Regions from separate parts of the Homo sapiens genome. Here all the other regions are linked to region 1. The links are chromatin contacts, found by Hi-C or POLR2A ChIA-PET in ENCODE. All regions are on one chromosome and are shown on one strand. The core of a region is the stretch at or near the end of the contact, and the rest is flanking DNA. Distances in the headings are between cores, read along the strand shown. Region 1 has its middle 68 kb from the start of ACSBG2. Region 2 holds the start of DUS3L (dihydrouridine synthase 3 like). Region 3 overlaps NRTN (neurturin). Region 4 overlaps TNFSF9 (TNF superfamily member 9).

Region 1 (5,598 bases), core at 1,809-4,308:
TTATTTATTTATTTATTTTTGAGACGGAGTCTTGCTCTGTTGCCCAGGCTGGAGTGCAGTGGCGCGATCTCAGCTCACTGCAAGCTCTGCCTCCCGGGTTCACGCCATTCTCCTGCCTCAGCCTCCTGAGTAGCTGGGACTACAGGCGCCCACCACCACGCCCGGCTAATTTTTTGTATTTTTGGTAGAGACAGGGTTCACCGTGTCAGCCAGGATGGTCTCGATCTCCTGACCTTGTGATCCGCCCTCCTTGGCCTCCCAAAGTGCTGGGATTACAGGTGTGAGCCACCGTGCCCGGCCCTTTTATGTTAAATTTAATATAAAATATTTTCTTTTATATCAGCATTTTTATGTAAATATATAAAATATAACAGCAGCTAGCTCACAGCTTTGCTGCATGGATTCAGTGAGTTTACACACATCGAATAGCTCTGGCACACACAAAGCATTGCACCAGCATTCACTATTTATTATTTTTATGGTTTTGTTTGTTTGAGACGGAGTCTTGCTCTGTCACTCAGGCTGGAGTGCAGTGGCCCAATCTTGGCTCACTGCAAGCTCCGCCTCCCGGGTTCACGCCATTCTCCTGCCTCAGCCTCCCCAGTAGCTGGGACTACAGGCGCCCGCCACCACACCTGGCTAATTTTTTGTATTTTTAGTAGAGACGGGGTTTCACCGTGTTAGCCAAGATGGTCTCCATCTCCTGACCTCGTGATCCACCGGCCTCGGCCTCCCAAAGTGCTGGGATTACAGGCATAAGCCACCGCGCCTGGCCTCTTTTTTGTTTTTGTTTTTGTTTTTGAGACAGTCTCTCACTGTCGCCAGGGCTGGAGTGCAGTGGTGCGATCTTGGCTCACTGCAACCTCCGCCTCCCGGGTTCAAGCAATTCTCCTGCCTCAGTCTCCTGAGTAGCTGGGGTTACAGGTGCCTGCCACCACATCCAGCTAATTTTTTGTATTTTTAGTAAAGACGGGGGTTTCACCATGTTGGCCAGGCTGGTCTCAAACTCCTGACCTCGTGATTCACCCACCTCGGCCTCCCAAAGTGCTGAGATTACAGGCATGAGCCACTGTGCCTGGCCATTATTATGGTTTTTACTGTGTCTCTTCTCCAGTGGCATTTCCTCAGCGAGGTCTTTCCTTGCTACCCTGGTTCCCCGAACCTGCCCTCTTCCCCCTCTCTGTGACAGCCCCTTTAAAAGTTGTCTGCCCAGGGCCAGGCACGGTGGCTCACGCCTGTAATCCCAGCACTTTGGGAGGTTGAGATGGGTGGATCACTTGAGGTCAGGAGTTTGAGACCAACCTGGGCAACATGGTGAAACCCTGTCTCTATTAAACATACAAAAAAAATTAGCCAGGCATGGTGGCACACCTGTAATCCCAGCTACTGGGAGGTGGAGGTTGTAGTGAGCCGAGATCATGCCACTGCACTCCAGCCTGGGCGACAGAGCAAGACTCTGTCACAAAAAAATATTCTTCCCAGTTTTCATCATCATGGCTACAAGTTACCAAGGTCATTTGTTTATTTGGTCATTTCCTTGAGGGCGAGAGGCCAGATTGCCTTGTTGTTGTACCAGCGCCAACCCTCTGATGTTTGTTGAATTAATGAACACCCATTTTTCAGATCAGGAAAGGGGATAAGAGACCTCCTGTGACTTGTTCTGTCAATGTAATAAACAAGTAAATTATGCAATAGGTAAGACAGTGTTCAGTGATTCAGAGGAATCCAAAGCACGTAAAGGAGTAAACTGTTGAGGTGGGGGCAGAATTTAAAAGTATGGCGGCTAGCCAGGTGCAGTGCCTCACACCTGTAATCCCAGCACTTTGGGAGGCAGAGGAGGGCAGATCACTTGAGGTCAGGAGTTCGAGACCAGCCTCACCAATATGGTGAAACCCCGTCTCTACTAAAAATACAAAAATTAGCTGGGTATGGTAGTGCATGCCTGTAATCCCAGCTACTTGGGAGGCTGAGGCAGAAGAATCACTTGAACCCGGGAGCCAGAGGTTGCAGTGAGCCGAGATCACGCCACTGCACTCCAGCCTGGGCAACAGAGTGAGACTCTGTCTCAAAAAAAAAAGAAAGAAAGAAAGAAAAAGGTGGCTAAGGAGAGCCTCACTGAGAGAAAGTGATATTTCAACAAAGACTTCAATGAAGAGAAAAGATCTATGGGATGGTGTTCCAGGTCAAGGGGAGTTTGTGCAAAGGCCCTGAGGCAGGACAGTGCCTGCTGTGTTGAAGGAGCAGTGAGGAGGAGGCCCCTGTGGCTGGAGCAGAGTGAGGGAGGGAGGGGGTGGGGAAGGTTGAGAAGTGCCTGGTGGGCCTTGTGGGGGACTTGGCTTTTACCCGAGGGGAGGGGGAGTGGGAGCCATGGAGGCAGAGGAGGGATATGCCCTGACTCAGGTGCTCACGGCGCTCTCTGGCTACTGTGGGGAGGACAGACTGAGGGGAAAGAGACCAGCTGAGATTGAGATGATGATAGTTTGGACCAAGATGTAGCAGGAGAGAGGGTGAGAAGCGTTCGGATTCTGAAAGCAGAGCCCACAGAATTTGTTGGTGTCTCAGCAAAACCCGCTGAGAATGACCAAAGTTTTCTGGTCAGTGCCACTTGAAGGATGGAGCTGCTGTTGTCTGAGATTATGGTAGGTTGGAGTGGAGGGAGGAGATTTAGGGATGAGGGCTGTGGGTAACATCCCTCCCCTAGCTGGGCTGTTTGGGTTTGAGATGCGTGTTAGACGAGGAAATGAGGGGTGGGCAGTTGTATCCAAGAGTCTGGAGTGGTGGGGAGGGGCTCCACCTGGATCCGATGGACTCACCTGAGTGAATGGAACCAAGAGAGTTACACCATCTTAAATTGTCAAGTCGATCCATATGTCGGCACAGATAATCACAGTGCATAGGCAAAGCTTGAGCTACCAGGGCGTTCGCCCCAACATTTTATCTAATAAAAGTGAAACCAGGCTGGGCATGGTGGCTTATACCAGCCTGGACAACATAGTGAGACCGCCATCTCTAAAAAATATGAAAATTAGCCGGGCGTGGTGGTGCATGTGTAGTCCCAACTACTCAGAAGCCTGAGGCAGGAGGATTGCTTAAGCCAAGGAGGTCGAGGCTGCCATGAGCCATGAACGCACCATTGCACTCCAGCCTTGGGTGACAGAGCAAGACCTTGTCTCTCTTTTTTTTTTTTGAGATGGAGTCACGCTCTGTCACCCAGGCTGGAGTGCAGTGGTGCGCGGTCTCGGCTCACTGCAAGCTCCGCCTCCCGGGTTCACGCCATTCTCCTGCTTCAGCCTCCCGAGTAGCTGGGACTACAGACACCTGCCACCACGCCCGGCTAATTTTTTGTATTTTTCATAGAGATGGGGTTTCACCGTGTTAGCCAGGATGGTCTTGATCTCCTGACCTCATGATGCGCCCGCCTTGGCTTCCCAAAGTGCTGGGATTACAGGCGTGAGCCACTGTGTCCAGCCAAAACCCTGTCTCATTAAAAAAAAAAAAAAAAAGTGAAAACAACAACAAAAAAACCCAGCAGCCAGAGCCTACATAAGTATCAGCCAATACGGGGGATGATTAAATCATGTCATCTCTATACTAGATGATATTATGTTAGATTTGATATTGCAGAGAAATATTTAAAGACTGGGGAAAACAGTCAAGATGAATGGTTTTGTGAACAAAGGCAGGTCTTGATAACGTACATGTAGTATTGCCCTGGCTCTGTAAAGTATGCATGCTTAAAAATGTCAGGAAGGTATTTTGTTTGTATTTTTTTTTTTTTTTCCGGGATTTCTCAATCTCAGGGCCGTTGTCCTTAGGGGCCGAATCATTCTTTGTGGTGGAGAATGTCCTGTGAGTATCTAGTTTCCATCAATGCCAGTGGCGTTTCATTCCCCGAGCTATGACAACCCCAAATGTCTCCAAGTATTTCCAAATGTCCCCTGAGGAACAGAGTCACCCCCTGGCTGAGAGCCCCAGTTCTAGATGAAAGTGTGGTTGCTTGTCATGAGGGGGATGGGTTATTTTATCAGAGAAAACAACAGAAGAAACAGGACAAGAGAGGTGTCTGTAATCCCAGTGCTTTGGGAGGCCAAGGCGAGTGGATCGCTTGAACCCAGGAGTACAAGACCAGCCTGGGTGACATAGTGAGATCCCATCTCTACAAAAAAATTAAAAATTAAAAAATTAGCCAGGGGTGGTGGTGTACACCTGTAGTCCCAGCTACTTGGGGGACTGAGGCGGGAGGATTGCTGGGGCTGGGGGAGGTTGAGACTGCAGTGAGCCATGATTGCGCTATTGCATTCCAGCCTGGGCAACAGAGCAAGACCTTGTTTCAGAAAAAAAAAAAAAAAAAAAAAAAGAAGAAGAAGAAAGAAAAAGAAGAAACAGGCGACAGAGAAAAGGGAGCCAAAGGTTCTCAGCCTGAGGCTCCCGGGCAGGTGGGGCGGGGATGGCTGAGCCTCCTAGTGCCTCACGAGGACCTCCCTCCCCTAGCTGGGCCTGGAGCGCTTCCACAGCGTGGGAATCATGGGTCTCAACTCAGAAGAGTGGGTCATCGCCAGCATTGGTGCCATCATGGCAGGGTAAAGGGCACGCGGCCTCTCCCCGGAGTGTTTTGCGGGCAGGAAGCCACCAGCCCACCTTCTATGGGATCCCAAGGAAGAGTCCTCAGGACAGGGAGCTGACAAGAGCTCCCACTTAAGTCTACGCTTAGTGGGATTTTTCAATGGCCCAGTCCTGAGCATGCTCAGCTCACCTTTCCAGACAGTCTCTATCTAGTGAACTCATATACATCCTGTGAATCCCCGCATTCATGTCCCCTCTTCCAGAAAGCCCTCCCCACTTCTTGAGGCTCTCCAGCACTGAGCCCTCTCTCCACCCATCCAGAACATTGGGGAACCCCTTGAGAGCAAGATCCAAGCCTGAACTGTCCCTGAATTCCACCTCCCAACAGGGTATGTTGTGAGTGTCAGGTACTGGGGATTCCCAGGAACCTTGCACTCACCCAGCAGGGAGTAGCTGGGATTACAGGCATGCGCCACCAGATCCGGCTAATTTTTTTTGCATTTTTAGTAGAGACAGGGTATCATCATGTTGTCCAGGCTGGTCTCGAACTCCTGGCCTCAAGTGATCCGCCCGCTTCAGCCTCCCAAAGTGCTAGGATTACAGGCATGAGCCACCACGCCTGGCTGATATCAATTTTAAATAATAATATGCTAAGAGCTCTAATGGAAAAAGCAGACAGAACTTACAACAGGTGGGTTCTTGTAAGCAGAGATGGAAACTCTAAGAAATCAAAAGGAAATGTTGGTCATCAAAAACACTGACATAAAAAAAGCATGCTTCCAATGGGCTCGGCAGTGGACTGAATACAGCCAAGGAAATCTTGAGTGAGCCTGAAGCTAGGTCAATAGAAACATCCCATGCTGAAAATCTTAAAGAAAAAAAGAGGCCAGGCACGGTGGCTCATGCCTATAGTCCCAGCACTTTAGGAGGCTGAGTGGGGAGGACTGCCTGAGCCCAGGCACTCAAGGCCAGCCTGAGAAACTTAGCAAGACCTTGCCTCTATTTAAAAAAAAAAAATTAATTAAGAAGAAAAAA
Region 2 (5,598 bases), core at 1,061-3,560, 410 kb before region 1:
CCCGCCACCAGGCCCGGCTAATTTTTGTATTTTTAGTAGAGATAGGGTTTCACCATGATGGCTAGGCTGGTTTTGAACTCCCGACTTCAAATGATCTGCCTGCCTCAGCCTCCCAAAGTGCTGGGATTACAGGCGTGAGCCACCGCCCCCGGCCCTGTCCAGCTCTTTCTGTCCCCACCTCCTGAGGGCTGGGCCCAGGACAGAGCACAGAGAGGGAGACTCAGCCAGGAGCTCCCTCAAGGCACACAGCCTCTGACTCCCAGGCAGCTAGAACAGGAACGTGGACACAGCTGGTATTTAATAGACGCACACCAGATGGACAGATCTGCTACTGACGTTGTCCTCAACACGTACCCGCTTCTTCTCACAGGGCCGCAGCCTGACCACGTCCTCATCCGTCAGGGGCCCGCAGGTCCGCACGGGGCTGCTGGGAGGGGTGCTAGTGCCCGGCCCTGCGGGGACCTGCTGGGCACCACAGTTTTCCTGCCTGGGAGCGCCCTCGGCTGCCGTGCCCTCGGGGACAGCGGCAGCGGGTGTGGGGCCCTGGCTGAACCGGCGCAGGGCCTGCTCAGCTCGCTCGAAGCGGACCTCGCGCTTCCGCAGCTGCTGCTGCAGGGCTTTGTCCAGGCCGTTGCGGATGGACGGGGGCTGGGTCCCGCGGGCCGCCAACTCCTCCTGCACCAGGTTCTGTCCCTCGGGCCTCAGGTGGGCCCCAGCGAAGCGGCAGGTCACGCCGTAGGGGCACCGGCCGAAGGTCTCGAAGAGCACGCAGCGGGGGCCCAGGTCGGCCGGCTTGGTCTCCAGGTAGCGCCCCACGTCGTGCAGAAAGCGGCAGCGATCACCGAAGAAACACTTAGCAGCCGACTCCTGCGAGGAAACAGGGAAGCAGTGAGGGAGGACAGGGAGACCCCGGGGCAGCCCAGCAGCCAGGGTTCAAACTCTAGATCACCCCTCCTGGCTCTTGTGTCCCTGAGCAAGTCAGGCACCTCACCGTGCCTCTGCATCTCCATTTATACAATGAGAACAATGACAAGCCCTACAATGTATCCCGAGGAGAATGAAGACGGAATGGCATCAGAGCAAGCTCACTGCTCGTTGCTGAAGGCCCAGGAGCTTTCTAACAATTACCCGCTGCCAGGAAACACACCCTGCTCCTGCCTGCCCCGGCAGGAATGCTCACGTGGCCGCACTTGCCTGGATTAGGGAGGGACACAGCCTGTTCTTGTCGTAGTTCGTGGGCTTCACATGGGGCCGGCCCTTGTTTTGTCCCCGGGCCCTCTTCTGAGTCTGTAGCTGCTCCCCGGGCTCTGCTGCCTCCTCCGTCTGCCCGTCCGCCGTCTGTCCATCCTCCAGTCGGATCCGCTTAGCCTCAGGCTCAGCCAGCTCATTGCCAGCAGGGTCTCCTACCTCGGTTTCCCGGCAAGTCTTCTCCTGCCCTTTGGCTTCCAGGAATTGGTGAAACTGCTCCTTGGTGGTGAGGTATCTGCCGACAGAAAGGGAAAGGAAAACCCTCCGAACATAGTCAATAAACACTGGGGAAAGGAGGCTAGAAACACTTGCACGTCCTTAAATCCTTCTGCTGATGGGGAGCTCACTACTTAAGAACCAGCCAGCTCCCAGCCTGGGAGCCCCTCACGGCCTCAAAAAAGACCTATTTTGTCCCTGGGTCCTCACTGTCCAAAGTGTTGCGCGAAACTATTATCAGGTTCAGTCAAGAACGTCCCTGCGCACGTTAGGCTGCGAAAAACTACAATTCCCAGCATGCCTTGAAGCGGAGTCTAAGCCACCACATTTCCCAGCACGCCTTTCGGCCCTTCAAACACCGCAGGCCCCAGCACGCCCCGCGGCACTCGCTTCAACCCCAAGACCCGCCAGTAACGGCCGCTGGCAGAGCACATGCGCCGTACGTCCATATGCAGGGACTACAATCCCCAGTATGCAGCGCGGGCCTGGCCTCAAATCCCACCTGCCCTAGCATGCACGTGGTGTCCTTCGCGCATGTGACAGGCCCCAACGTGCACGATCTCAGGTACCTCCGCTGACCACCCTGCAGGCGGAAGAACGGCCCGGAATGAAGAGCCGGTGGCTTCTCGCCCTCAGCCGCTGCCTAATCTCCCGGCATGCACAGCTCGGACCGCGCTATGGGTGCCGGAAAAGGCCCTTCAGCTTCCCTCCTGCCCCGGCGACTCACTGACGCTTAATGGGCGCCACTCCTCGTTCCAAAGCTCCGGCTCCCGAGTCGCCACCACCACCATTCTCTAGAGGAGCCTCCGCCGTTCCCTCCGCCATCGGCGCCCCTCACATCCGCTCTGGAGTGTGGCGGGAAGACCTTCCGGGTCACGCGTGTCTTCCCTGATTGTGCTGGGGAAGTGCGCATGCTCATGTCGTTCCAATGACGCCATTGCTCGCTCGTGACGCCACGGGGGCGGTGCCTGCACATGGGTGGAGCCTCAGGTCCTATATAAACTAGAGCCTGGCCAATTGCGAACTGGACTGCAATCAGCTTCTGGACTGAGGAAATTTAACTGTTAGGGTGTTTTGGAGGTTTTTGTCTTTGTTGTTCTGTTGAAACGGTTTCGTTCTGTCGCCCAGGCTGGAGTGCAGCGGTACGATCACGACTCACCGCAGCCTCGTCCTGGGCTCAAGCTATCCTCCCACCTCAGCCTCCCAAGTAGCTGCGTCTACAGACATGCACCAATAGGCCTGGATAATTTTTAAATTTTTTGTAGAGACGAGGTCTTGCCAGGTTGCCCAGGCTGATCTTGAACTCTTGGGCTCAAGCGATTCTCCCACTTTGGCCTCCCAAGCATTGGGATTACAGGCGTGAGCCATGGTTCCCGGCCCCTGCTAGGGTTTTTAAAAATGTAAATTAGGGGTCGGGAGCGGTGGCTCACGCCTGTAATCCCAGCACTTTGGGAAGCCGAAGCGGGCGGATCACTTGAGGTCAGCAGTTTGAGACCAGCCTGGCCAACATGGTGAAACCCCGTCTCCACTAAAAATATAAAAAATTAGCTGGGCGTTGTGGCACATACCTGTAATCCCAGCTACTTGGGAGGCTGAGGCAGGAGAATCGCTTGAACCCGGGAGGTGGAGGTTGCAGTGAGCTGAGATCACGCCATTGCACTCCAGCCTGAGGGACAGAGCGAGACTGTCTCTAAATAAATAAATAAATAAGGCCGGGTGTGGTGGCTCACGCCTGTAATCCCAGCACTTTGGGAGGCCGAGGTGGGCACGTCAGGAGTTCGAGACCAGCCTGGCCAACATGGCGAAACCCCGTCTCTACTAAAAATACAAAAATTAGCCAGGCATGGTGATGGGCGCCTGTAATCCCAGCTACTCAGGAGGCTGACGCAGGAGAATCGCTTGAACCTGGGAGGCGGAGGTTACGGTGAGCCGAGATCGGCCGTTTCACTCCAGCCTGGGCGACAGAGCAAGACTCCATCTCAAAAAAAAAAAAAAAAAGTAAATTACACTACTTTTATGCAGGACATTAGTTTCAACAAATAATTAGTTGAGCATCTGTATGCCAGATGCTGTGCTAGATGCTGGGGGCGTGGTAGTAAACAAAACGGAGAAATCATTACCTTTAAGAGCTAACTTGGGAGTCGGAAACACAGACGAAAAACATAATACTCCTCGGAATTTTGGAGATTGGTTCCAAGACCGCATATACCAAAATCCGCGTATACTCGTCCCCCAGTTGCCCAACAGAATCCCTGTATAGGAAAAATCCGCCCTTTGTATCCGCAGGTTTCCCATCCTGCCTCCGCATTTGGTAGGGGTTAAAGAACCCGCGGATACGGATGGCCAACTGTATTTTATTTTTCGAAGGCCACTTATAAGTGGATGGATGCAATTCAAACCCGCGTTGTTCGCGGGTCAACTGTACATAAGTAAATTAAACCGTAAGTGAGTAGGTAATAAAGCAGTAAGGTGGATTGGGAATGCCACCCTTGGCTGTTGGAATTTTTTTCTTTTTTTTTTTTTTAAGAGGAAGTCTCGCTCTGTCACCCAGGCTGCAGTGCAGTGGCGCGATCTCGGCTCACTGCAACCTCCACCTTTCCGGTTCAAGCGATTCTCCTTTCTCTGCCTCCCAGGTAGCTGGGATTACAGACGCCCACTACTATGCCTGGCTAAATTTTGTATTTTTAGTACAGATGGGGTTTCATCATGTTGGCCAGGCTGGTCTTAAACTCCTGGCCTCAAGTGATCCACCTGCCTTGAGTGTGAGTCACCGCACCCAGCCACATTTTAATTGTTTTTGAGAGACAGAGTTTATTTATTTATTTAAATTTATTTATTTACTTATTTATTTTTAAAAATAGACTTATTTATTTATTTTTTGAGACAGAATCTTGCTCTGTTGCCCAGGCTGGAGTACAGTGGCGCAATTATAGCTCACTGCTGCAGTTGCAGTTGTTAACAGGCTGGCAAGGGAAGGCTTCCTGGGGAAGGTCATGTTTGAGAGTATTTGGAAGAGCTGTGGGAGAGAGTTGTAGGGATATCAGAGGGAAAAGTGTCCCAGGTGGAGGCAACAGCCAGTGCAAAGGCCCTGAGGCAGGAGGAAACGTCCTGGCATGTTGGAGGAACATTGAGGAGGCCCATGTGGTTGGAGCAGAGAGTCCAAGGAGGACAGAAGGAGGAGGCCAGGGGAGGGAGGTGAAAAGGTGCAGGTTTTGCAGGACCCAGTGCACTTTGAGAAGGACTTGGTCTTCTTCTACGTGAGTGAAATGAGAGCCACGGAAGGCTGTGCGCCAAGGAAAGCTGGATCTACTCAGCATTTCCCAGCGTCCCCACCAAGCCCTGCTGTGCCCCCTAAAACTCCCTATTCCTGGAGAAGCTTTGGTGTGCACAGGAAATTCAGGGTTCTGGACTCAGCCAAGTTTGAATCCCCGCCCCTCCACTTACCAGCTGGAAACATTGGGCATCTCATTTAGCCCCCTCATACCCCAGTCACCTCATCAATAAAATGGGCCAGATAAAAGTATCTCCCTTAGGCTGGGCGCGGTGGCTCACGCCTGTAATCCCAGCACTTTTGGAGGGCGAGGCGGGCGGATCACGAGGTCAAGAGATCGAGACCAGCCTGGCCAACATGGTGAAACCCCGTCTCTACTAAAAATACAAAAATTAGCTGGGTGTGGTGGCACACGCCTGTAATCCCAGCTACTTGTGAGGCTGAGGCAGGAGAATCGCTTGAACATGGGAGGTGGAGCTTGCAGTGAGCCAAGATCGCGCGACTGCACTCCAGCCTGGTGACAGAGAGAGACTCTGTCTCAAAAAAAAAAAAAAAAAAAGAAACAAAAACAGATGGGGAAACTGAGGCCCAAAGAGGGAAGGGATTTGCCCGAGGCCACAACAGGCTTGGAACCTGCTTTTACAGGACCTGGGAGAAAGTTGAGGGGAGAGCGGGCAGTTTGTCTTCCATCTCTGGCCTTGGCTGCCCTCTGTAGGACAACCTGGGAATAAAACGGTGGAACCCGGGAATCTAAAAGTGCAAAAGGCCGGGCACCTTGGCTTAATGCTGTAATCCTAGCCCTTTGGAGACAGGAGGATCGCTTGAGGCCAGCAGTTCCAGACCAGCAGCCTTGGCCACTTAGA
Region 3 (5,598 bases), core at 1,434-3,933, 380 kb before region 1:
CAATGCACAAGGGTGGCCTCCAGCACGAGCTCCACTTCTGTCCTCCCACCACTTCCCTCTCTGCAAGCGGCGTGAAGTCCTTCCTAGGACTCTGGGACAGAGACCCGGGCGGGACCCCCAAAATCCAGTGCTCCAGGACTTGGGGTGCGGGGGGCAAAGCACGAATGGAGGAATTTCAGGCACTGCGGAGGGTCAGGGCCCATGGGCGGGTGCCTGTCTGCCCTACTGCAAAAAGCGAGTGGCCACTGACTCCCCAAGTCCCCATGTTCTAGGCTCCTGGTGGAATTTCAGGCTGGGGACCTTGTGTTCTAGCCCCTGTGCAAGCAGCCAGCCCCGCTGCAGGGAGGCAGGGACAGACATCCTAAAAGATGATTCATTGTTGCCAGGTGCGGTGGCTCACGCCTGTGATCCCAGCACTTTGGGAGGCCGAGGTGGGCGGATCACGAGGTCAGGAGATGGAGACCATTCTGGCTAACACTGTGAAACCCTGTCTCTACTAAAATTACAAAAAAATTAGCCGGGCGTGGTGGCGGGCGCCTGTAGTCCCAGCTACTCGGGAGGCTGAGGCGGGAGAATGGCGTGAACCCGGGAGGCGGAGCTTGCAGTGAGCCGAGATCGCGCCACTGCACTCCAGCCTGGGCGACAGAGCGAGACTCCGTCTCAAAAAAAAAAAAAAGATTATTCATTGTTTATATGGAATTCAGATTTAGCCGGGCACCTGTATTGTATCGGGCAAGCCCACAAATGTCTGCTTCGATGCACCCCTCTGGGGTTGGGTGTGCCCCCTAACCCCCCAGCACAGTCCTGGCCACTCCAGTCCTGCTCCGGGGCTTAAAGAACACGGACTAGGTTGCTCAGTCATCGCCCACCCCCCGCACCGATTTCCCACCCTCTCAGCCCCGGCCAAGACAGAGATCATGGAAGCTTCATGGGACAGACAGGGAAACTGAGGCCTGAGGTTGCAAGTGGCGAAAGTGGCAGAGTCATGCTCTGAGGCTGGGTTTGTCTCGTTTCTGAGACCCCCTGTGGGAACAGACATCTCCTCCCCCACCAAACCCCAGGAGACAGACAGCCCCTCCTTCCCCAGGGCCACCCAGAGGCTCATTCTTTTGACAGCCAGGTGCACCAGCCCGGGGGGCAGGTGGGGACTAAAGATTTCCTCTCCCAACCACAAGCGTGACTGCCACCTGCTCTGGGGCTGGGAGTCCCCTGCCTGCAGGTCCGCCAGCAGCGCTGCCTGTCATTCCAGCGTCTGCAGTTCTCTCCCGGGGCTTCCGAGTTTGGGGGTGGAGCCACCGCTTGGGTAATAAATTTAGGCTGCCAGGCCCTGGGAATCGGTGACTTGGGCACCTCCTGGCGAGTGTGGGAGAAAGCGGCTGGACCTGGGCCAAACTTGGGTGAACGATGAAGGCAGGAAGAATGACCTTTAAGCCCGCCTCTGTCGCTCTCTCTCGGCCACCTGCTAATGATGTGACCTTGGGATGGTCCGTTTTGTCACCTGTCACATGGGGGTGGCCTTGACAGTAGCTGCTGCCACTCCATGGAGTGGGGTCCCCACACAGGCTTCGGATGCAGTAGGCTGCGGTACCTGCTGCTCCTCTGCATTCTGAGAAACCCAAACACCCCGATTCATTTCTTGGATAGGGAAACTGAGGCTCCACTGCACAGCGGGGCAGTGGGGATGGAGGGAGTCTGAAAAGCCCGGGGCCTCAGAGCAGACGTCGGGGCCTGAAGAGGGGGCTCTAGAGACCTATGACAACCTCACTAAAGAGGGATAGGGCATGGGAAGCAGCCCCCCAGTGCTGCCCAGAGAGGATGCACCAGTGTCCTGGGGCAGCCCAGCATAGGGGCGGGGTCCAGATAGATTTGCGATGGAGGACGAGGAGAATGGAGCAGCAATGGGGTGAGAGAGGGGCCCAGAGGAGGTGAGTTAGAGACCCCGGTCAGCTCAGCTCAAGGTGAGACGGGCTGGAAAGCGGCCCAGAAAGGATGGACCAGGTTCTGGGCAGCCAATATAGGCTCAGGGTTCAGAAAGGGGTTTTGGACCAGCGTAGGGGTGTGAGTGTGTACGTGCCCCCCAGTGCCGCCCAGAGAGGGTGCATGAGCAGCTCAGCAAGAGGGTGGGGAAATTTGGGACCTGGGAGTGAGACGAGAAGCCGTCTAGGCCTGGCGTCCCAGCAAGGGTCTTCGTTTGCAGGGGTACAGAGAGGGTAGGGGGCTCCCTCCCACCCCCTGCACCCACTGACCCCCCCTCCTTTCTCTTCCTCCCCTCGCAGACCGTGCACTCCTGCAGGGGGCCCCGGATGCGATGGAGCTGCGCGAGCTGACGCCCTGGGCTGGGCGGCCCCCAGGTCCGCGCCGTCGGGCGGGGCCCCGGCGGCGGCGCGCGCGTGCGCGGTTGGGGGCGCGGCCTTGCGGGCTGCGCGAGCTGGAGGTGCGCGTGAGCGAGCTGGGCCTGGGCTACGCGTCCGACGAGACGGTGCTGTTCCGCTACTGCGCAGGCGCCTGCGAGGCTGCCGCGCGCGTCTACGACCTCGGGCTGCGACGACTGCGCCAGCGGCGGCGCCTGCGGCGGGAGCGGGTGCGCGCGCAGCCCTGCTGCCGCCCGACGGCCTACGAGGACGAGGTGTCCTTCCTGGACGCGCACAGCCGCTACCACACGGTGCACGAGCTGTCGGCGCGCGAGTGCGCCTGCGTGTGACCCTACCTCACTCGGCCGGCGCGGCGGCCACTCCCCCCGCCTCGACGGCACCACTGGCCGGCCCCGCGAAAGACTGCGCGTGCGTAGAGCACGCCGGCGCGGCCCCGGGACTCTCGCGATAACTGTACTGAGATAAAGTGTGGCAACTCGAGCTGGCTGGTGATTCATCCTCGGCGAGGGGCTCGCGTGTGGGCCACGTCGCCGTCTCCACCGGGAAAGCGGGGACCAGTGGGGGGGGCCCAGCTGCAGGGTAGTGGGAGGATGCTGTTTGCTTTGGGGGAAGGGTAGATGCAAAGTGGGTCCAGTTTATGGCGGACAAAAAGGAAAATGGGGTGAATGGGGCTATGTTGGCAGGGACCGTCCTTCCTGCCTCCCTACGGGTCCCTCTGCCCGTCCCGAGCGTGTTCCGGTCCGCACCTCTTCGCTGTGTGGGCTTCTGGGGAGGGGAAAGGGAAGCTACGCTCGGATGAAGAGACCGAGGTCTAGGTGGACCCCGTTTCCCCAGCTTGTTCCCTTCCGCACCTCTCCGCGGTGCGGGCTTCTGGGATGAAGACACTGAAGTCTAGGTGGGCCCAGTTTCCCCAGATTGTCGCTGACTGCACCTCTCGCTTCTGGGATGAAGAGACTGAGGTCTAGGTGGACCCAGTTTCCCCAGCTTGTTCCTGACTGCACCTCTCTGCTGTGTGGACTTCTGGAGAGGGGGAAAGGGGGAGACACTGTGGGTGAGGAGCCTGAGATCCAGGTGGAATCAGTTCCCCAGCGTCTCCCTGTCCGCACTGATCCCGCTATGTGGGTTTCTAGGAAGGGGGAGCCACTCTGGGGGTGAGGAGAGTGAGGTCCAGGTGGACCTGGGCCTCCCTTATCCGACGGCCTCCTCGGGCCGGTCTTCGCCCACCAGGGTGAGCTGAAAGCCACTATCTCCTTCCACCAGCTACTAAAAATACCCGCACGCTGCCCACCTCCCGGCGGGGAGAGGCCTGGGGCGGGCGCCAGCCCCATCCAGCCCGAAGCCGGCGCCTGCTGGTGTAGAGCTGGGTCCCCAGAGACCTGGGTCCTCGGCCCATAAAAGCCCTGGCCGGGCCTCCACGGGGGGGATTTACGACGAGCCCCTGCGGAGTATGGAAAAAGCCCGGCTCGGTGTTTAGATTTCCCCACGGTGTCACCTTGATGCTTGGCAGGCCTCGGGTGTTGGGTTGCCAGAGCGCGGGAGGGGTCGGCGGGTCCCACGGTCGGTCTGAGGGGCGGGGAAGGGGCGGGCACTGCGAGCCCAGAGCAGGCACCGGCGAGGCGAGACTCCTCCCCTCCTGCCCCTCAGACTGGGGGTTCCCAAGGCTACAACCCTTCTCCTTAGCTGGGCCCCCTCCCCTCCTTCCCACACGTCTGCCCTTAGGACCACCCTCTAACCACAGTGTCCCTTCCCAGGCTCAGCCCGCATCCCCCCACCCCCCGCAAAGCTGGAGGGCGCAGATCGGAAACCGCCCCCAGGGAGAATCACCCAGCCATGAAGGAACATCCCTAGCCCCTGGCTCCCGGGGACCCACAGCTACAGCTGGAGACACTCAAGGCGGCTAATCAGCAGGACTTCCAGGGAGCCCTGAGAGCAGGGCTTGGCGGCCAGGCGGGTGATCTGCTTGGGAAGCAGTTTCAGGGCTGCCGCTGGCTGGGGTCCCCGCCTACCCCCGCAGTCTTCTGACTCTGAGGTTTAAGGTGGTGGATTCCTCCACCCTTTGGGCCGACTCAGCCCGGCCTCCGCAGAGAGGCCGGAGTTCCCAGACGCTGCGGAAGCCCAAGTGACGCTTACTCCGAGCCTCAGTTTCCCCATCCTAGATGGCCTGGCCTCAGAGAGGAGTGTTGTTCAGCCCAGGACACACAGCGAGAAAGCTGACCATCAGGGGTCTGCCGCCCCCCCGAAGCTCCCCTGCCACAGTGTGCATGTGTGTGTGAGTGTTGCCCACCCTCCGGGGCCTCCCGGACCTCGGCCTTCCTGTCTCCCACCCAGATCCAGCGTCCCAACCACAGGGCGCGGGCCCAGCCCACCAGGGAATTGGAACATAAATAAACCGAGAAGCCCCTGCAGTTCCCTGGGGCTGCGGTTGTCATCAGCGCATCGGCACACCGGATGAGGGTCTCTCTCACACACACACACAAGCACACTCACAAGACACAGAGATCACCACCCATAAGGGCTCAGCAGGCAGGACCCATGATCCTACACAGTCACCTTCCACACAGAATTGCACACTCAGAAAGGGACACTCCCCCCTTTTTTTTTTTTTCTTGAGACAGTCTCACTGTGTCGCCCAGGTTGGAGTGCAGTGGTGCGATCATGGCTCCCTACAACATCTGCCTCCTGGGTTCAAGCGATTCTTGTGTCTCAGCCACCTGGGTAGCTGGGATTACAGGCACCGGCCACCGCACCCAGCTAATTTTTTTTTTTTTTTTTTTTTTTTTTGAGACAGAGTCTCGCTCTGTCGCCAGGCTGGAGTGCAGTGGCGCGATCTCGGCTTACTGCAACCTCCGACTCTCTGGTTCAAGCGATTCTCCTGCCTCAGCTTCCCAAGTAGCTGGGATTACAGGCATGCACCACCACGCCCGGCAAATTTTTGTATTTTTAGTAGAGACGGGTTTCACCATATTGGCCAGGATGGTCTCGATCTCCTGACCTTGTGATCCGCCTGCCTCGGCCTCCCAAAGTGCTGGGATTACAGGTGTGAGCCACCGCACCCGGCCTCATCATCGGTTTTCTTTGCAGTATTACATCTGGAAACGGTGCGGTGATTATCTCTCTGCACCCCTCACAGGCGGCTAACAACATCACAAACAAATCAGCCAGAACCATCACTCATGGGTGGGGCCCCATGGGTGCCAGTTCCCAGGGCCCAGTGCCCTCCAGGGTG
Region 4 (5,598 bases), core at 1-2,500, 330 kb after region 1:
GGGACTCTTCCGGGTGACCCCCGAAATCCCAGCCGGACTCCCTTCACCGAGGTCGGAATAACGTCCAGCCTGGGTGCAGCCCACCTGGACAGAGTCCGAATCCTACTCCATCCTTCATGGAGACCCCTGGTGCTGGGTCCCTGCTGCTTTCTCTACCTCAAGGGGCTTGGCAGGGGTCCCTGCTGCTGACCTCCCCTTGAGGACCCTCCTCACCCACTCCTTCCCCAAGTTGGACCTTGATATTTATTCTGAGCCTGAGCTCAGATAATATATTATATATATTATATATATATATATATTTCTATTTAAAGAGGATCCTGAGTTTGTGAATGGACTTTTTTAGAGGAGTTGTTTTGGGGGGGGGGGGGTCTTCGACATTGCCGAGGCTGGTCTTGAACTCCTGGACTTAGACGATCCTCCTGCCTCAGCCTCCCAAGCAACTGGGATTCATCCTTTCTATTAATTCATTGTACTTATTTGCTTATTTGTGTGTATTGAGCATCTGTAATGTGCCAGCATTGTGCCCAGGCTAGGGGGCTATAGAAACATCTAGAAATAGACTGAAAGAAAATCTGAGTTATGGTAATACGTGAGGAATTTAAAGACTCATCCCCAGCCTCCACCTCCTGTGTGATACTTGGGGGCTAGCTTTTTTCTTTCTTTCTTTTTTTTGAGATGGTCTTGTTCTGTCAACCAGGCTAGAATGCAGCGGTGCAATCATGAGTCAATGCAGCCTCCAGCCTCGACCTCCCGAGGCTCAGGTGATCCTCCCATCTCAGCCTCTCGAGTAGCTGGGACCACAGTTGTGTGCCACCACACTTGGCTAACTTTTTAATTTTTTTGCGGAGACGGTATTGCTATGTTGCCAAGGTTGTTTACATGCCAGTACAATTTATAATAAACACTCATTTTTCCTCCCTCTGGAGAGTTGGTTGTTAAATTACCAGCACACGCTGTCCGTCTCTGCTCTACAGAGCTGGCCAGTTTCTTCAGCCCCATAGTTTCCCCACCATACAGATCTTTCACGGCCACCCCTATAACTAGACACATCCTCTGGCTGGCTAAGATAGCCCTGTGATTCTGCAACCCAGGGCTTAACATGTGATTTGTGGGGAGAGGAGGATGGTTCCCCCCAATTCTGGTCCAGGAGCCAGTGTCAAATCTGATTAGTCAAATCTGATTGGTCACCGCCTGTCTGGTAGCGGGTTGTTTGCCTGTTTTGAATAAGACCCCTGGCAACAGGTGATTCAATTCTCTCGTCCCAGCTGATTGGGTCAGGTTGGACACGTGACTTGAGCTGGGCCAATCAGGTCTCCCCAGAAATGTGGGTGGGCTGGACCACAGAGGCTAGAGAGTGGAGAAGAGGAAGTTGTGCAAAGACTCAGGTGTGACCACAGAGTTCCAGAGAGACACCAGAGCTACTTTGATTTCCTTCTTGCCTCTTGCTGGTGACATGGGTTGCCATTTTAATGGCAAAACTGCAATAACTTTTGCCTCAACCTAATAGATTTCTAGGGCTGCCATAAGAAAGTACCGTAAAGTGGGTGGCTTAAAGCAAACGAGCTTTGTTCTCGCTCGGTTCTGCAGGCCAGAGTCCAAAGTCAAGGTCTTGACAGGGCCATGCTCATTCTAAAGGCTCCAGGGAGAAGGCCTTCGTTGCCTCCTCCTAAGTTCTGGTGGTTGCCAGCAATCCTCCAGTCTCTGCCTCTGTTGGTCACATGGCTGTGTTCTTTCTGTGTGACTTCATTTCTTTGTCTCTTCTTCCTGTTTTTTTCTTTGAGATGGAAGGAGTCTCACTCTGTCACCCAGGCTGGAGTGCAGTGGCGCCATCTCGGCTCACTGCAACCTCCACCTCCCGGGTTCAATCAATTCTCCTGCCTCAGTCTCCCGAATAGCTGGGATTACAGGCACATGCCACCACACCCAGCTAATTTTTCTATTTTAATAGAGACTGGGTTTCACCATGTTGGCCAGGCTGGTCTTGAACTTCTCCTGACCTCAAGCGATCCACCTGCCTTGGCCTACCGAAGTGCTGGGATTACAAGCATGAGCCTCTATGCCCGGCCTCTTCTTCCTTTTTATGTATTGTTTTTTTTGTAGAGACAGGGTCTTGCTATGTTGCCTAGGCTGGTCTTGAACTCCGAGCAACGCTCCTGCCTCAGACTCCCAAAGTGCCAGGATTACAGGTGTAAGGCACCAGGCCCGAACTCTCCCCTTTTTATAAGGACACCAGTCATGCTGGATTCAGGGCCCATCCTCTTCCAATATGACCTCATCTTAATTTAAATAATTACATCTGCAAAGACCCTATTTCCAAAGAAGGTCATTAATATAGTTTGGCTCTGTGTCCACACCTACTTTTTTCTTTTTTTTTTTGAGAAAGACTCTCATCAGTTGCCCAGGCTGGTGTGTAGTGGCGCAGTCTTGGCTCACTGCAACCTCTGCCTCTTGGGTTTAAGTGATTGTCCTGCCTCAGCCCCCTGAGTAGCTGGGATTACAGGTACAGGCCACCACTCTTGGCTATTTTTTTTGTATTTTTAGTGGAGCTGGGGTTTTGCCATGTTGGCCAGGCTGGCCTCGAACTCCTGACCTCAAGTGATCTGCCTGCCTTGGCCTCCCAAAGTGATGGGATTACAGACGTGAGCCACCGTGCCTGGCCCCCTTGGGGTTCTGAGCTCCCCTAAGCTAAAATCAAGTTGACTGAAGGATTGCTTTCCTTCTGGAGGCTCTAGAGGATAATTGCTTTCCTTGTTTTTCCAACTTCTAGAGGCTTGTTTTTAATTTAATTTAATTTAATTTTGTAAAGACGGGGTCTCCTCATGTTGCCCACGCTGGTCTTGAACTCCTGACCTCAAGGGATCCTCCTGTCTTGGCCTCCCAAAGTGTTGGGATTACAGGCGTGAGCCACTGCACCTGGCAATTTTATTTATTTTTTTGTAGAGATGAGGTCTTGCTATGTTGCCTAGGCTGGTCTCAAATTCCTGGGCTTGAGCAATCCTCCACCATCTGTAAGAATTAAAGAAAGAGGAAAGAAACATGAAAGGTGGCTTAACAGTCAAGGACAGGTTTATTTTAGAGAAAATAAACCTGAGAGGGGCTTCTAGCCGAGTTAGGTCAGAGGCACACTCTCTTACAGACTAGGAGTTTTTAAGCATTTATTCAGGGAGTTTATCAGAGGCTTGGACTGCTTCTGTGTTTCTTTCTTTCTTTTTTTTTTTTTCTTAGTTGAAGTCTCACTCTGTTGCCCAGGCTGGAGTGTGGTGGCACAATCTCAGATCACTGGAACCTCTGCCTCCCTGGTTCAAGTAATTCTCCTGCCTCAGCCTACAGAGTAGCTGGGACTACAGGCATGTGCCACCACGCCCAGCTAATTTTTGTGGTTTTTTTTTTTTTTTTTTTGAGACGGAGTCTCGCTCTGTCACCCAGGCTGGAGTGCAGTGGTGTGATCTCGGCTCACTGCAAGCTCCGCCTCCCGGGTTCATGCCATTCTCCTGCCTCAGCCTCTGGAGTAGCTGGGACTACAGGCGCCTGCCACCACGCCCGGCTAATTTTTTTTGTATTTTTAGTAGAGACGGAGTTTCACTGTGTTAGCCAGGATGGTCTCGATCTCCTGACCTCGTGATCTGCCTGCCTCGGCCTCCCAAAGTGCTGGGATAATAGGCGTGAGCCACCACGCCTGCCCCACAAAGAATTACAAATAAAGCTTTCACTCTTCTTATGTAAAGACCTGACAATGCATACAATGGTCCACTGTTGATTTGGAAGCAGGGACAGTTTTCTATTACAGTCTGTTGATTGTATTGTATAATTGTTAAGGGAAAAAAGGAAAATTATATTTCTGTTTGTTTGTTTGTTTGTTTTGAGATGGAGTCTAGCTCTGTCACCCAGGTTGGAGTGCAGTGGTGCGATCTCAGCTCACTGCGACCTCCACCTCCCTGGTTCACAAGCAATTCTCCTGCCTCAGCCTCTTGAGTGGCTGGGGTTACAGACATGCGCCACCACGCCCAGCTAATTTTTGCATTTTTAGTAGAGACAGGGTTTCACCATGTTGGCTAGGCTGGTCTCCAACTTCTGGGCTCCAGTGATCCACCCACTTCAGCCTCCCAAAGTGCTGGGATTACAGGCGTGAGCCACCATGTCCGCCCACCCCCCCGGTATTTCTTATTGGAACTGTTTTTCTTGTTTGAGGTTTCTTTTCCATACCCTGAATCTACAATGACCCAACCATAACCTTGCTTCTGAGGCCCGTTCTCTGATGAGAAAGTTTAGTTCCAAATGGGGAAAGTACCTGAGTTCCAGCCTTTTCAGCCTGACTTTGCATCTATTTAGAGATAGGGTCTTACAGGGGTGATCACGTTAAAATGAGGTCATTAGGGTAAGCCCTGATCCAATATGACTGATGTTCTTATAAAAGGGGGGCTTTGGCTGGATGTGATAGGGGGGCTCCTGCCTGTAATTCCAGCACTTTGGGAGGCCAAGCCAGGTGGATTGCTTGAGCCTAGAGGCTTGAGACCAGTCATGGGCAACATAGCAAGACCCCGTCTCTACAAAAAATACAAAAATTTGCTGGGTGTGGTGGTGCATACCTGTAGTCCCAGCTGCTAGGGAGGCTGAGATGGGAGATCACTAGAACCTTGAGGTCAAGGCTGCAGTGAGCTGTGATTACCACTGCAATCCGCTCTGTGTGACACAGCAAGATCCTGTCTCCAAAAGAAGTGAGGGTAGGGGGTGGAATTTGGACACAGACACACACAGGGAGAGCACCACGTGGAGAAGAAAATGGAATCCATGGTCAGGCTCGGTGGTTCATGCCTGTAATCCCAGCACTTTGGTGGATCACTGGAGGTCAGGAGTTTGAGATCAGCCTGGCCAACAAAGCGAAACCTCGTCTCTACTAAAAATACACAAGTTAGCCGGGTGTGGAGGCGTTCACTTGTCATCCCAGCATCCCAGCTACTCCGTCTCAAAAAAAAAAAAAAAAAAAAAGGAAAATGTCATCTACAAGCCAAGGAGAGAGGCCTGGAACAGAGCCTTCCCTTACAGCCCTCAGACGGAACCACATCTGCCAATGCCTTGGTTTTGGACTTCCAGCCTCTAGAACTGTTAGACAATAAATTTCTGCTGTTGAAGCCCCCAATATGAGCTACTTTGTTATAACAGCCATATCAATTTAAAAAGAGAATTAAAGGAGTTGATAATTTTTTTTTTTTTTTTTTTTTGAGATGGAGTCTCACTCTGTCACCCAAGCAGACTGCAATGGCACGATCTCAGCTCACTGCAACCTCCGCTCCCGGGCTCAAGCGATTCTCCCACCTTACCCTCCCGAGTAAGTAGCTGGGTCTACAGGCGCATGCCACCATGTCTGGCTGATTTTTCTATTTTTGGTAGAGACAGGGTTTAGCCATGTTGGCCAGGCTGGTCTTGAACTCCTGACTTCAAGTGATCCACCCGCCTGGGTCTCTCAAAGTGTAGGGATTACAGGCGTGAGCCACTGCACCCAGCCAGGAATTGATACTTTAATACACTTTCAATGCACAGTGTCTGGCTCCTGGTTAGCATTCATTAAACGGTAGCAATTATTAAGGACACTCAAATGGA

The links. A loop is a pair of places that touch in the nucleus more often than their neighbours do. ChIA-PET counts read pairs that join two places held with the same protein, here RNA polymerase II (POLR2A). Pooled maps may share reads with other maps.
Region 2: a loop to region 1 is called in a pooled map, with 5 times the contacts of the local background. The contact joins the promoter of DUS3L here to the enhancer-like site in region 1. A Hi-C loop is called at or near these places in 2 of 37 single-sample maps with no recorded cell type and 11 of 50 pooled maps.
Region 3: a map with no recorded cell type shows a loop between it and region 1 (13-fold over the local background). The contact joins two enhancer-like sites. A Hi-C loop is called at or near these places in 3 of 37 single-sample maps with no recorded cell type and 8 of 50 pooled maps. POLR2A ChIA-PET finds 5 or more read pairs at or near these places in 3 of 52 experiments (GM10248, H1 and naive thymus-derived CD4-positive, alpha-beta T cell).
Region 4: a loop to region 1 is called in a pooled map, with 3 times the contacts of the local background. The contact joins two enhancer-like sites. A Hi-C loop is called at or near these places in 3 of 50 pooled maps. POLR2A ChIA-PET finds 5 or more read pairs at or near these places in 4 of 52 experiments (A549, OCI-LY7, WTC11 and 1 more).

Annotation. Positions count from the first base shown.
Region 1 is chr19:6,200,538-6,206,135 of GRCh38, forward strand. No RefSeq gene overlaps it. Among named protein-coding and RNA genes, the nearest start is that of ACSBG2, 68 kb to the left of the region's middle. RefSeq lists enhancers at 3,470-3,519, 3,540-3,589. Within about 2 kb of position 3,059, at least 3 of the 41 ENCODE cell types and tissues checked have a DNase peak (open chromatin) inside an H3K27ac peak, as active enhancers do; they include OCI-LY7, where a contact is called at or near this core.
Region 2 is chr19:5,788,853-5,794,450 of GRCh38, forward strand. It overlaps DUS3L (dihydrouridine synthase 3 like), which reads right to left and starts at 2,311. Exons shown (of 13, transcript NM_020175.3): 1 at 2,192-2,311; 2 at 1,195-1,483; 3 at 355-867. The coding sequence starts at 2,289. RefSeq lists an enhancer at 2,034-2,493.
Region 3 is chr19:5,825,473-5,831,070 of GRCh38, forward strand. It overlaps NRTN (neurturin), which reads left to right. Exons shown (of 3, transcript NM_004558.5): 3 at 2,277-2,852. The coding sequence ends at 2,701. FUT6 (fucosyltransferase 6) reads right to left here. Exons shown (of 3, transcript NM_000150.4): 3 at 4,936-5,598. Among named protein-coding and RNA genes, the nearest start is that of FUT6, 11 kb to the right of the region's middle. RefSeq lists silencers at 1,226-1,520, 2,319-2,388, 2,559-2,888, 3,589-3,638 and an enhancer at 2,263-2,951. Within about 2 kb of position 2,684, at least 30 of the 41 ENCODE cell types and tissues checked have a DNase peak (open chromatin) inside an H3K27ac peak, as active enhancers do.
Region 4 is chr19:6,535,006-6,540,603 of GRCh38, forward strand. TNFSF9 (TNF superfamily member 9) reads left to right here. Exons shown (of 3, transcript NM_003811.4): 3 at 1-919. The coding sequence ends at 61. Among named protein-coding and RNA genes, the nearest start is that of TNFSF9, 6.8 kb to the left of the region's middle. RefSeq lists enhancers at 1-49, 910-999, 1,750-1,849, 2,160-2,369, 4,720-4,779 and 1 more. Within about 2 kb of position 1,251, at least 3 of the 41 ENCODE cell types and tissues checked have a DNase peak (open chromatin) inside an H3K27ac peak, as active enhancers do; they include OCI-LY7, where a contact is called at or near this core.